Regions from separate parts of the Homo sapiens genome. Here region 1 is linked to region 2. A link is a contact called in ENCODE Hi-C or POLR2A ChIA-PET data. All regions are on one chromosome and are shown on one strand. The core of a region is the stretch at or near the end of the contact, and the rest is flanking DNA. Distances in the headings are between cores, read along the strand shown.

Region 1 (4,287 bases), core at 589-3,088, 140 kb after region 2:
TCACAGAGGACAAAGGATGCCCCACTTCTCATTGGCTGCTTCTGGATTCCCCATGCCAATAACCTCCAATCAGCGTGTATCTGAGCCTTCCCTTTCATCTGCTTCAAAGTGTCCCACTCCCCTGCCTCTCTTTGCATCTTTGCCAAATGCAGGTGATGGTGGCCGACACCTCCCTGGTCGCAGTAAGCTCTGAGTAAACAACCATTGCTGGTTCTCACATGGGCGCTCCTATGCCCCTGATCCACTCCAAATGGTGACACGACCAGCAGACAGCTAGCTGTCCTTGCAGTGGGGAATGCCCATCACCCATGTCATCAAAAACCGAGAGTGAACAGGTGAGGGCTGAGAAGTCAGTCCCCTGGCACAAGTGTTGGACATGGCCTGGGGAAAAAGGGAAAAGTCCTGGGCCAGCAGTCAGGAGACCCCCAGCTCTTGCTCTCATGCCCTCCTGTGTGATCCTGGGAAGGTTCCTCAGTCGTAACAACAGAGCCTGGATCTGATCTGCAGTCCTCAGAGCGTAAAGGCTCTGTCATCCTAAGAGTGTTGTTACTTGCCAGAACTTGCCACAACGGGTCCTGGGGGAGCCTGAGGCGGGAAAATGGCAAGTGTGACCTCCCAGATTTCTATCTCTCAAGGAACCAAGCAACCACTGAATCCCACTAAGGATTCAGGTAAGCAGGCTCCTTCCTCCAGGGCCAGGGGCTGCCCCACCTCCAGAATCGCCTGCTCTAGGAAGCTGTAACAGGTGACAGGTGTACCGGCGCTCCTGGAGGGAGGTAAAGTCATAGTGTGCACATCACAGTGACTGATATTTGCATAACAACTATAGGAAGTGGAAAAGCTGCCTTTTATATTCATATTTCAACTGTTGGTTAAATACACAAAGACCTCTTTAGAGCAAAGTGAATCTGAAATAGTGATAACATTTTACAAAGGAACTTTCCTGTAGTGCTCCATCTCATTTTATCCTTTCAGCCACTGGGCCTCTACTTTACCCCTACTCTACAAAGAAAGAAACAGGCTTGGAGAAGTACAGCAACGCACTCAGCGTCCGCCAGCTGAGTGGCAGAAAGGGGATTTGAACCTGGGACTGCCCATCTTTAACCCTGCTCTGGGGGTAGCCACACATCCTGGGGGTTTCCAGCTGCCCCACTCACTGTCAAACCATACTCTAAGGGGCCCTCGCCTTCTGCAAAGCTGCCCAGGGCTACCCCAGGAAGTGGGGCTGAGGCTGGAGGGACAAAGATCCAGTCCTCACTTGTCCCAACCAGGGGAAATCCTACTTCAGCCTGTTTTATGTACTGGGATTCTGGATGATATTTCTCTTGAGCCAAAGGTTTTGCTACTGAATTTAAAAAGCAGAAACCACTGGTACATCTGTTGTTCCTAACAGCCCATTCATTCAGGCAGGACTTTGTGCAGTAATCTGTTTTTTTGTTTGTTTGGTTTCTGTTTTGTTTTGTTTTTGAGATAGAGTCTCAGTTGCCCAGGCTGGAGTGCAGTGGCACAATCTCAGCTCACTGCAACCTCCGCCTCCCAGGTTCAAGCGATTCTCCTGCCTCAGCCTCCTGAGTAGCTGGGATTACAGGCGTGCCCCATCATACCCAGCTAATTTTTGTATTTTTAGTAGAGACAGGGTTTCACCATGTTGACCAGGCTGGTCTTGAACTCCTGATCTCAAGTAACCTGCCCACCTCAGCTGCCCAGAGTGCTGGGATTACAGGCGTGAGCTGCTGCGTCCGGCCACGGCAGTAATCTGGATGGGGAAATGCAGTTGGCATGCACACTGTGCTGCTGTGATCACTGTGACAGCCTGGGTGGAGTGCCGCCTGCGTGACGCTGCAGGGCAGCTGTGGCACCTGCCTCCTCCTTTCCTTATGGCTTTGGGTCCCCAGCCAGGCCAGGGCTAAGTGCTGCACAGGTGCAGGGTGAGGTCGGGCCCAGCCATCCTGGCTCGTGGCCCCCACATGAACCCCAGGATGGCACAGCAGAGAACTCGTCCAGCAGGTGGGTCAGCAGACGAGGGAAAGCCCAGCCCGAGCAGGAGTTGCTGGGGAGCAGACAGTACCGGAAGTGCCTTCTGGACACGCCCTGTCCTCAGCCCCCTGTGGGCGGCAGACTGTGGTGACGGCTGACCTGCCACTCTCCACACCTGTTTCCTTTCTGGCATTTCCAACACTTTAACAGAATTTGGTTTCTGGGAATTCTCAAACAGGAGCTTGCGGAAGAACCAACTCAAGAGCTTGTTAAAACACAGATTCTGGGGGCCCTACCCAGATCTGAGGGGGGCCTGGAATCTCTATCTCTGCCAAGCTTTCAGTGGCCCAGAATCCCTAGGTGGTCTCTGTTGCACTGGTGGCATCAGGGGAGCCCTGGGTGCCCAGGCTCAGGCTGGAATGAACAAAGAGGTGCCAGGCCCATGCGCAGTGGTCGGGATATTTAGCAAGAGGCACCCTCGGGGAAGCAGCTCCAGGGCACCTCAGGAGGTGGGACTGAGGCCCTGCTGTCCCCACAGAGCTCCCCTCCACGGCTCACCTTAAGGGACTGTCTTGCTGCTAAATCTTGGGTTAGCAAATCTGGGAGCACCTGGCAATGTGCCAGGAGCATTCAAAACCACAGAATCATTCCAGAGAAGTGATTTCATCCAAATATAGAGTAAGATATTATTTTTATACTAAAATACATGTGGTTGTTTTATGAAAGATGAAGCAAAATCCATATTAAAAAACAACCATAAAACGTGGCATTCCAGAGAAACATCCAGCTTCACCACGGAGGCCACAGCACGGGGACCCGGGTGTGGGCTCCCCCTTCCAGGGAGTCTGGGAAGACCAGCTTTGCAGGCAGGTGCATTTGTTCATACAGGAGCCAGCCTGTCCCAAGGACGCTGTGAGTCCTCAGGGACCCAGGGCCTGGAGGGGGTCCCTGTGTGCAAAAGAAGAGGTGGGAGGAGTGGGCCCTGAGGGCGGGGGTGGGCAGGGCTTAGAAAAGCAGAGGGGCCTCCCAACAGAGGGGCTTCAGCCCTTAGAGAACCTTTTACTGGAATGGTACCCCAAAGCCCCCAGAAGCAGCTTCAGGGACCTTGCTCTGGGGCACGTATATAGGGGAAGGCTCCATAGAATAAAAGCTTTGTATATGTAGAAGTTCCTCAGGTTATTGCCTGTAATAGCAAAAACCTACAGAAAACCCCGCCACGCCCACAAGCAAGGGCCTGGTAATGCCACTTACAGCCCATCGAGCTGAGAAACCAGCAGAGGAAGGAGGGAGAGTGCAGCTATTGATCTGGAAGGACCTAGAACATGTAAGCTGGAAAAAAGCAAATTCCAGAACGGCACACAAGACAATCTCATTTTGGCAGTAAGATGTGAATATTCAAAGGTGCATTCAGAAATTCACAGGGAAAGGACTTTTATCTGTGTTTGCAATTTTTCTATACTAATTGTGTGTTATTTGAGTCACAATGAAAAAGGTTTCCCGCAGAGGATTTCCAGCATAAGGCAGAACTATTAGGGTAGAATGTCAATTTTCTCAGCACCGTGACATTCTAAAATAGAAACTTAAATACAAAACAGGGGCGACATGGAGCAGCAATCGGGACAGACCATAGGGTGGAAAAGCAGAGTACGAAAAGGCACGTGCATTGTGCCTGCGGTTGCATGGATGCTGCTGGGACGGGGTCAGAAGAGAGCCCCAGCAGATGGAGAGAGCGGTGGTGTTGGGATGGGCCGAGGTGAGGGCTTTTTCTATCTTTAATTGCTCTCTAATGGTGTAATAACGCTCTCTTGTCCCTAATCAAAACCAGGTTTAAAAGACAAAGAAAAGCCAGGCCGGCCTGGGCTCCGGCTTTGTGCTGGCGACTCCCACCCTCCCAGCAGCCCTGCCGTGGAGCAGCCCTTCAGCAGAGCAGCAGCGCCTCGCCGCGGCCACGGCGGGGAAGGACCGAGGCTGGTTGCATGGAAATGGTGGCCGCTCCAGGAGAGCCCAGAGCTAAGCCCAGACATGGGGCAGGGCAAGCTGGGAAACGGGTGCCGCTGCATCTGCACAGGAACCAAGCGCACGGGAGGGAGAGGGGTGCACAAACAGCCTCCCGAGAAGAACAGAAAGTCCCCCACCAAAGGGCAGGTGGGTGGCACCAAGAGAGATCAACAAGCCCACCTGGGTGTCTGTGAAAGGCCGAGGTGGAAACCCAACTTCAAGGTACGGCTCTGCCACACACACAGCTCTGGAACACACACGGCTCTGGCCAAGATCCTGCTCAACTCCTTCCTCGATTTTACCATCTGTGAA
Region 2 (3,996 bases), core at 1,003-3,502:
GCCTGTAATCCCAGCACTTTGGGAGGCCAAGGCGGGTGGATCACCTGAGGTCAAGAGTTCGAGACCAGCCTGGCCAACATGGTGAAACCCCATCTCCACTAAAAATACAAAATTAGCTGGGCATGGTGGTGGGTGCCTGTAATTCCAGCTACTCAGGAGGCGGAGGCAGGAGAATTGCTTGAACCTGGGAGGCAGAGGTTGCAGTGAGCCGAGATTGCGCCATTGCACTCCAGCCTGGACAAAAAGAGCGAAACTCCATCTCAATAAAAAAAAAAGGAAAAAGAAAAAGGTCTAGAATGACTGAACACTAAATTATTTATGGTGATCTCTTCTGTAAGGAAGAGGAAGCAGGTTTGTTGCAAAATGGTCATTGCAGAATGGTACTTTCACTTTTTACTCAAAATTCTTCTGTATTGTTTGAAGTCTTTTTTTCTAAATACCACTAACATATATTTATGCATTCCATGGATTAAGTAAAAAGAAAAACACAAAAACCACAGCCTCAGAAATAGACACTCCACATCATAGCACAGATGCTTTTCCTTGGGGGTTTGAGATCTTAATCAAAGATGTTAAATGGATTCTTGGGTTTGTCAAATTGACTCTGACCTGCAGCTTTTGGTCCTGAGGGAGTAAGTGAAATGAAACGAGCCTTTCCTCCCTAAATTCAGCCTCGGCTGGCCCCAAATCACAGAGTTGAAAGAGGTCAAGTAAGGGATGAGGAAAGAAAGAATTGCTTTTCCTGAACCAGTGCAGGGCCAGGAGTGTAGCTGCCTCTGCAGGGAAGGTGATCCTACCATCATTTGGAGATGAGGAAATGGAGGTTCAGAAAATCAAGCAGCTTGTCCAAGGTCACAGGGCTGCTGAGAGACAGAGTCAAAGTTTGAAACCATATCTGTTGATCCCCAAAGTTCAGGCTCTTTTCTTGTGGATGGTGATGGCCTGGGTCACACTTCATAATAGTACTGCCCTCCTTGGAGGATCCAGCAGTGCCCTGCTTCTGTTAGAATTGCAAATGAGAACCCTCCGACCAGACTGAGCATTGGCCTGCCCCACTCCAGGGCCAAAGAGATTACCACCTTCTGGGGCTCTAGTCTGACCCTTGTTCCTCAGCTGAGGCCCCTCACAGCCTGGGGAATGAGGGCCCTGAAATTGTGTCTCTCCTATAGCAGAGAAATAATAATACAATACTCATAGGTAAACTATAAAATAATAATAATAATAATAATGCAGAACAGTAATAATAGCTAATGTAGTACTAGGCATTGCTCTAAACTTTCTAAATATCCATCCATCTAATCGTTTAACTATTCTAGTACTAGTAACATTGCCCCCTTTAGATGAGAAAACTGATGCACAAAGCATTTAACTAACTGGCCCAAAGTCACACAGCTAGAAAGGGACAGAACCAAGATCCAAAATCCATTAATCTTCATTTTTTTTTTTTTTTTTGCTCTGCTGCCCAGGCTGGAGTGTAGTGGCACAATGTCAGTGACATGATCACAGCTCACTGCAGCCTCGACCTCCTGGGTTTGAACAATCCTCCCGCCTCAGCCTCCCGAGTAGCTGAGACTTCAGGTACATGCCACCATACCCAGCTAAGTTTTGTATTTTTTGTAGATATGAGGTTTCACCATGTTACCCAGGCTGGTCTCAAACTCCTGAGCGCAAGCAATCCCCCAGCCTCGGCCTCCTGAAGTGCTGGTATTACAGGCACGAGCCACTGCACCTGGCCCAATTTTTTGTTTTGTTTGTTTTCTGGCTACTTATCCCCAAGTTCTAAGAGCCTGTGCACTTGATTTCTGTCTAACTCCCCCAAAGCAAGTTAGCACTTGTGGTACTTACCATGCGCTGGACATTGTTAAAAGTATTAGATTAGTGCAAAAATAATTGCGGTTTTTGACATTACTTTAAAATATATTAATATACTAAATATTAATTGTTCTGAGACAAATTTAAGAAGTAGAGGAGCTCCCTTATTACCTTTAAAAGTCTCATTTTAAAGATAGGGAGTCTAAGCACAGAAAAGCCAAATCACTGTCTGAGGTCACACAGCGTTTACATAAATGGCAGAGGTAGAATTTGAACCCACGCATACTGACTCTAGAGTTTATACTCATAAACATTTACTATATTAACAGAGAGGCTCTGAGATTCCAATGCCCTCATTATACATTCCCTGTTTCTAGAGAAGAGCCCAAGAATCCCCAAGGGGCATTTTGGCATTCACTGGAGCAAGAACAACTGGTCATCCCTGATTCCTACTCTTCTGTTGTTGAGGAGCTAGTCGTTGCCTGGTGACTCACTGTGCTGGGAGGGACAGACTAGCCTTTACTGTCCAGCTAATGTCCCTGGTGGCATGCCACCACCCTCCAGGTGTGGGGGTGGCTGAGCTCCAGGATGAGTGAGTCCACTCTGGGTTTGGGGTGGGGCAGTGGTGTGGGGGCAGAGACGTTCAGGGGACAGACTACACGGAGCCCCTCTCCCACTTTCTACCTCATTAGGATGAAAAGACAAAAGCAATTCCAAGCAAATGTAGCAGAAGTTGTCCCCCTAGTTCTGCTCATGTCCTGGCAAAGAGTGCGGACTGAGCCTGCTGACTCATGGCACTCTAGTTCAGGTCTCCCACTAGAAGACAAAGCAGGGTCAGGGCACACAGTGTTGCCCTCAGGACACCATGAAGCTCAAGGAAGCCTGGAGCGGTGGCTGGCTGAGGAGCAGGCCGCTGCTAGGCAGCTTTGTGCGTTTCGTGACTTTGCTGGAAATGCATCAAACGCTTGGCAAAAACACTTCCTCCTCCAGTGACAGGCACTCACGTTTCAGAAGGCATCAAATTGCTCTGAAAGGTGACAATAGCACCTGTCAACTTCTGCACATAGAACACTGTTTTCTACTGCAAGAATGTTTTTCTTGATCTTCTGGAACTGTATAGACTGCAGACCAAGCATCATCCATGTCCTGAAGCCCAGCTGGGTGGCGGATGGGACATGGGAGGGCAGGACAATGTCTGCAGAGGTGGTGGAGAGCACGGGGGAGCGGTGCCTTCTCAGCACTCCATTTGCCGGGTGGGGTAGGAGGGGAGGGTGAGGGTTCTGGGACATTCTTGAGCCCCAGGCACAGCTGCGAAGGGCAGTAGCTGCAGAGCCCCCGCATGGGGCTGAGCGTGGCCTCTCCTTCCTTGGGCTGAGTGGACAACCTCCTGCTCCCTCAGCTATATTGCTGGCTGGGGTTGGCAGAGGCCAGGCACTCAGTCCTCATCCACAGCGAGGTGTGAGTAAGTGGAGAGGGGGAAGCTGGCTTCCAAGGTGAAGAACAACGGGGACAGAAGTGCAGAGGCGGCGTGGTGCCTGGTGCTTTCGGGGGACTGAAAAGAGGACACGTTTATTATTTTGATGCATTTGTGACTTAAGCTGAACTCCTTCCTATGGGCAATGCTGCTGAAATAGGGGATGTGTGTAGGGCAGCTGTGGCAAAAGTGAATGCTGAGGAAGTCGGGAAGGGCTTTGAGCTAGGTTGGGACAGGAGCAGGAGGTGAGTCCACCTGCAGGGTGGAGGAAAGCTGGATGGGCGTGCACACTGGGGGCTGACCAGTGGCCCGGGGAGGCCGTTATGGGCTGAACAAGGAACAGAGTGGAGAGAGTGGAGGGAATGGAAAGGGGGACGCAGCAGGAGCCCCAGTGAATCTGAGAATCTAGGGTGTGCTGCTCCCCTCAGCCTGAGCTCAACAAAATGCTCCAGGCTTTCCCCTCCCCTGTTAGGAGCTTGGTGGACCCCCACGTCTGGCTTATGCTCTATTGCAGTGACAAGAGGCCTAGTGGAAATGACTGTTGGGTGTAGAAATGGTGACGATACTTCCTACTGGATGCCCTGAAGATTGGGGAAGATGGAGCATCACCCGAGTGAGTCATTGCCGGGCCATGATGCCAAGATGGGTCCTCCCCAACAGCTACTGCTCCTGGCTCTCCCCAGGTGCCCCCCAGAAGTCCTGTTGCAGGC

Evidence for each region. Hi-C counts contacts between places; a loop is a spot of excess contacts on that map. ChIA-PET counts read pairs that join two places held with the same protein, here RNA polymerase II (POLR2A). Pooled maps may share reads with other maps.
Region 1: a map of PC-9 shows a loop between it and region 2 (8-fold over the local background). The contact joins two enhancer-like sites. A Hi-C loop is called at or near these places in 7 of 168 maps with a recorded cell type or tissue (HepG2, IMR-90, MCF 10A and 4 more), 3 of 37 single-sample maps with no recorded cell type and 8 of 50 pooled maps. POLR2A ChIA-PET finds 5 or more read pairs at or near these places in 2 of 52 experiments (HepG2 and K562).

What each region holds. Positions count from the first base shown.
Region 1 is chr2:20,632,078-20,636,364 of GRCh38, forward strand. All of the region lies in intron 4 of HS1BP3 (HCLS1 binding protein 3), which reads right to left. LOC124907740 (a long non-coding RNA gene) reads right to left here. Exons shown (of 2, transcript XR_007086243.1): 1 at 4,156-4,287; 2 at 2,639-2,925. Among named protein-coding and RNA genes, the nearest start is that of HS1BP3, 17 kb to the right of the region's middle. RefSeq lists an enhancer at 3,667-3,716. Within about 2 kb of position 1,839, at least 21 of the 41 ENCODE cell types and tissues checked have a DNase peak (open chromatin) inside an H3K27ac peak, as active enhancers do; they include PC-9, where a contact is called at or near this core.
Region 2 is chr2:20,493,984-20,497,979 of GRCh38, forward strand. All of the region lies in intron 1 of LOC107985856 (a long non-coding RNA gene), which reads right to left. Among named protein-coding and RNA genes, the nearest start is that of RHOB, 49 kb to the left of the region's middle. Within about 2 kb of position 2,253, at least 4 of the 41 ENCODE cell types and tissues checked have a DNase peak (open chromatin) inside an H3K27ac peak, as active enhancers do; they include PC-9, where a contact is called at or near this core.